2 separate regions of the Homo sapiens genome follow, and region 2 is linked to region 1. A link is an interaction called in ENCODE POLR2A ChIA-PET data of the cell type or tissue named here. Cell type or tissue: OCI-LY7. All regions are shown on one strand.

Region 1 (2,500 bases):
GCCAGCTTGCAGACATAGACACAACTGGCGGGATGGCTCCGACCCTGCCCAGCCCTCATCGCTGTTCACTTGAGTGCCTGCTGTCTTCCCAGCTCCCACGTTCTTTCTTTCAAACGTCTGCCCAGCCACCTCTGCAGAAGCTGGAACAGAGCTCAGCTCTTTCCCCTGCTGAACCAAATCTGCCTCCACTTCCACTGCCTGCACTCATGTCGGTTGTGTTTCCCTTTGACACCCACTCTGCCACCTGGACCATTCAGGGTGCTCCCCCTGACTCCTGCCGCCAGCGCCCACACTGGCCTCCTATGACAGGGACACACGCTACTGCCACCGCCGCTGGAGCAGAGCCTGCCCCAAGGCTGCGAGTGCCAAGGAGGTGCAGCCCTCCCCTGCCATGGGGGCAGCCCTACCCCAACGCCCCGATAGCTCTGAGGTTCTACAGATTCTACATGCTTCCTAGAGTTCCTGGGGGGAGTTAAGTTCCAGGGGTAATTTCCGTCATCGTGTACTTTTTTTTTCTTTCTTTCTTTCTTTCTTTTTTTTTTTTTTTTTTTTTTTTTGAGATGGAGTCTCTCTCTGTCTCCCAGGCTAGAGCGCAGTGGCATGATCTCAGCTCACTGCAACCTCTGCCTCCCAAGTTCAAGCGATTCTCCTACCTCAGCCTCCCGAGTAGCTGGGATTGCAGGCGCCCACCACCGCGCCTGGCTAATTTTTGAATTTTTAGTAGAGACAGAGTTTCACCATGTTGGCCAAGCTGGTCACGAACTCTTGACCTCAGGTGATCTGCCCGCCTCGGCCTCCCAAAGTGCTGGGATTACAGGTGTGAGCCGCCCTACCCGGCCAGTTGTGTACATTTGATTGGCTTCCTTCTTTCTCTCTCTTCCCCACTCCCCTCCCTGCATCTCCTCATGAGGGTTCCCAAGTAAACCCTTGCATGGGAATCCTTGTTCCGGGGTCTGCTTTTAGGGAACCCAAACTCTGAGGCTCTTCCCCAGCCATGTGGCTTGGTCCCCAGGGACTGTTCTGGAGGGGCTTTGGTTTTTATTCTCAGCTGGGCAATGTGTAATATGCTTATCTGCCCCCTGCAGGCAAAGCCCGGCCCAGACTCCACCCTAGGGTCTAATTTCTGTCCCTACAGATATCCTTCATCTCCCTTCTCAGCTTTCCTGCGGCTAAACTGAAACGGTTTCTCCTTTGTCCTTTCTTTGTTTCTGATCATTTCTGGGTGGCTGAGGTATGTGGGAAATATACTAAGGCTAAATCACACTTATCCAGCCCCTCTTCCACGCCAGGTACTATGGCAGGCGCTTCATCCCAGGAGCCCCTAGACCCTCACAACCGCCCCATAAGGTAGATTCTCTGACTATCCCCAGTTTACAAATGAGGAAACTGAGGCTCAGAGGAGGCCTCTTGCCCAGGGTCTCACAGCTGTTTGGCAGCTGAGCTGGCATCCAGAGCTGAGTCCTGGTTCTGGCCACCCTGCATTGAATTAGCCAGGGCAGCAAGGTCACTGAGAGGGTGCCCCAAAGGAAGCCGAAACACCTGAGCTCAATTCTGTGTCTTCCTCTCACATGCTTTGGGACCTTGACAGTTCACTTTATTGTCCATGCAGGCCTCAGTTTCCCCATTTGTTAAACAGGGAGGTGCAGATAGGGGTCTCTAAAGACCTCCCAGCCTTTTTCCTCTTGTTCTTCCTCAGGGAGGGAGCACAGTGTTATAAAGACTTCAAGTCTACAGTCCAAGAAGCCCTGCTTGGACTGTGGACCTCAAGTCAGCCTGTAATTATCTCGGGTTAATTTATTTGAAGAAGTTGCCTGGCTTTTCCCCAAATCCTACCAAATGCATCTGCAGCTTTTCCTTCTCCTTCACCCAGCTTTAAAATATCTCTCCCGCTTCATAATTAGGAAGAATTTAATGACTAGCAGCAAATATGAAAATCTCCATGTAAACTGCCTCCTCTGGACTTTTGTTTGTTTGTTTGTTTGTTTGAGACTGAGTCTTGCTCTATCACCCAAGCTGGAGTGCAGTGGTGTGATCTCGGCTCCCTGCAACCTCCGCCTCCTGGGTTCAAGTGATTCTCGTGCCTCAGCCTCTCAAGTAGCTGGGATTACAGGCACCCGCCACCACACCCAGCTAATTTTTGTATTTTTAGTAGAGTCGGGGTTTCATTATATTGGCCAGGCTGGTCTCAAACTCCTGACCTCAAGTGATCCGTCCCCCTCGGCCTCCCAAAGTGCTAGAATTACAGGCGTAAGCCACCGCACCCGGCCTCTCCTCTGGACTTTTTACATACGTATTCTAGACCTCAACCTTGCCCACCATAGTTTGTACTTCCCCTGAGCAACGTGACCTAGGTGAGGTTAAAGTTGAGGACCTCCAAGTTAAACCACCTGGATTCAAACTCCAGCTCCAACACACTAGCTGTGTGACCTTGGGGGAGTCACTAGAATTTTCTGTGCCTCAATTTCTGGATCTATGAGGCAATGAGGACAATAAAGGTACC
Region 2 (2,500 bases), 350 kb after region 1:
CCTGGCCTGAGGAATGGGACAGGGAAAGGAGGGGCAGAAGAGTTCCTGGCCCACTGCAGCCAGCACCTGCCTTCCCACTAAATCTACGCCTGGCACTTCCAGGGCCCATTAGCGCCGGGCCCACCAGGGCCCATTAGCCAGCATCTATGGGCCTCTGCACCCACCTGCCCACCCACGCCCAGCTGCAGCCTCCCGCCCAGGCCCCTCCTTCCCCCACTGCCAGCTGGGATTGGACAGAGCCCAGGCTCTGAGTCACACAACCCCACGTTCAACAACTGGCTCCTCGCTGCTGAGACTAAGCAAGCCAGGAAACCTCTCTGAGCCTCAGTTTCTCTGTTTGGAAAATGGAAAGAATTACTCCTGCCTTACAAGGGAGTGATGAGGACTCAGAGTGCATAAAGAGCTTAACACAGGGCCTGGTATGGACTCAGTAAAAGGGAGGCCACCTTCCCCATCCCTGTTCCCTCTCAGTACCCAAAACTGTCCCTTGGAGCTGAGCTAAGGCATCCACCTGCCAGGAGAAGGTAGAAGACAAATTCTACTATTCTTAATAACCAGCCCAGGAAAGCAAATTACAAATAAGATTTAGAGAAGGGCAGCAACTTGCCCCCTACCCCAACACTGGGAGGGATGGGTAGGATTTGAACCCAGGTCTGTCTGACTCAGACCTGAGCTGTCTCTGCTGCAGCCCAGCCTCTCCCGACCCTGACCCAGCCCTGCTCCAGCCAGCCAAAGCCTGTCACCCTGGGCCACTAGTGCCCAGCTCTGCACTGACAGAGCACCTGCTATGAACTTGGCATGCCAGGTGCCCACCACCACATACAGCACCCCCAGCACTTACAGGGCTGCAGAAGGGAAGTCGAAGGGATGTTGAGTCATGCTGGGGGATCTGACCTGGTTGAGGATGCTGGGGAGACTTCTGGAAGGAAGGCGGAGGCTAGACCAGCTCCCAGCCACCACACAGCTGGTGCTGCCGCCTGCTGTTTGAAGCTTTTGCCCTCTCGGCCTAGAAGTCTCCCATTATGGTGCTGTGTCTGCTGGGACCCACGGGGCGCTGCACAGGGAACCATGTGGCCGTGAACCTCAAGTCCAGCCCAGCAGGGGTCAATTGTCTCAGCCCACCCCTCCCTACCCCCAGTATCCTCTCTCCTTTATAGATCATCCATTAAGTGCCAGACACTGCAGAAGGCACATTGACTAATATTAAATATTAGCCCAGCTACCCTGCTGGGCTGTCCTTCTTAGAAATGAGGAAGTGGAGGGTTAAGTGGATTTCTCAAGGTCGTGCAGCTGGTAAATGGCAGAACCAGGATTTGAACTCAGGTGTGCATGACTTCAAAGGAAGACACCACTGAGGCCTCCTCTACTGGGTCTGCCTCCCTACCGCCCCTGGCTCCTTGATGAAGACTCCTGTAGGACAGGATGGAGCAACTTGCTTCCAGCTATTATGAGATTTCTGCTTCTCCCTTCTCTCCTCCAGAAAACAAATTGATTCATCAAATTACACCTTTAATCTGTCCTAGGGAAGGGGAGGAATGGGACTCAGCCCCCACAGCAGGAAGCAGGACGGGTAATCAGCCCACCCGTCCTCCCCAGCTCAGGCACAGCCACCCATGCTCTATCCTCCTGTGATTAAACACTAATTGCCGCTATGCTCTCAAATTGAGTATTTCAATTTCCAGAAACGCAAAGTACATTTCAATCAGTTCCTCTCCCAAACCGTTCCTTCTCAGGAGCCAGGACAAGAACATAAGCCCCCCAAGGCCATAGACAGCTAAGCCTCACTCCTGTACTCCTGCCGTCCCTCTCCCCCGCAACCACCGCTTCTCTCCTTCCCGGGTACCCCGTGGGGGAGCTGTGGGCACTCGAAGTGTGTGGGAGCATCCAAGAGACCCTACAATTGTCAGCTCAGAAAAGTGAGGCAGGCCCCCCCAACCCTGGGGTCAGACAAGGGGATGGGGACTGTCCACTAGAGGCAGGGTCCAGGCTGCCTGCTCCTCACCTGCCCCCGACCTTCTCCCTGCACACGGTCATTAGACGCTCATCCCAGCCTTCGGAGTGGACAGAGGCTGGGCAGGAATCCCAGTGGGAGCAGAGACTGGCGGGATGGACACCTGGCCCTTAGTTCCAACTCTGCTACACATCTCCCCTCTCTGGCTCTCAGTGTCCCCATCTGTCCCAGAAAGGGGCTGGGGAGGGGCTCACAGTCGTAGCTGGAAGGTATGTGCTTCCCAGGCACAGGCCCAGGGCCAGGATCCGGCTGGCTGCAGATTCCCCTGGGGGTTCTGAGGAGGGGCCAGAAATTGACTTTTTTTTTTTTTTTTGACGGAGTCTTGCTCTGTGGCCCAGGCTGGAGTGCAGTGGCACGACCTTGGCGCACTGTAACCTCCACCTCCCGGGTTCAAGCAATTCTCCTGCCTCAGCTTCCTGAGTAGCTGAGATTACAGGCACCTGCCACCACGCCCAGCTAATTTTTGTATTTTTAGTAGAAACAGGGTTT

Evidence for each region. Peaks named below come from ENCODE experiments on the same cell type or tissue, not always from the same donor. Only the 100,000 strongest peaks of a DNase experiment are listed, where the experiment ranks them.
Region 2: POLR2A ChIA-PET joins it to region 1 with 6 read pairs; 1 of 35 experiments calls an interaction of 5 or more read pairs at or near these places.

What each region holds. Positions count from the first base shown.
Region 1 is chr22:36,981,249-36,983,748 of GRCh38, forward strand. No RefSeq gene overlaps it. Among named protein-coding and RNA genes, the nearest start is that of LL22NC01-81G9.3, 17 kb to the left of the region's middle. RefSeq lists a cis regulatory region at 817-1,416. In OCI-LY7, a CTCF peak has its summit at 1,084 (motif pointing left); a DNase peak (open chromatin) is centred at 1,063.
Region 2 is chr22:37,331,052-37,333,551 of GRCh38, forward strand. LOC105373024 (a long non-coding RNA gene) reads right to left here and starts at 1,085. Exons shown (of 4, transcript XR_938232.3): 1 at 842-1,085. In OCI-LY7, CTCF peaks have their summits at 990 (motif pointing left) and 1,190; DNase peaks (open chromatin) are centred at 970 and 1,310.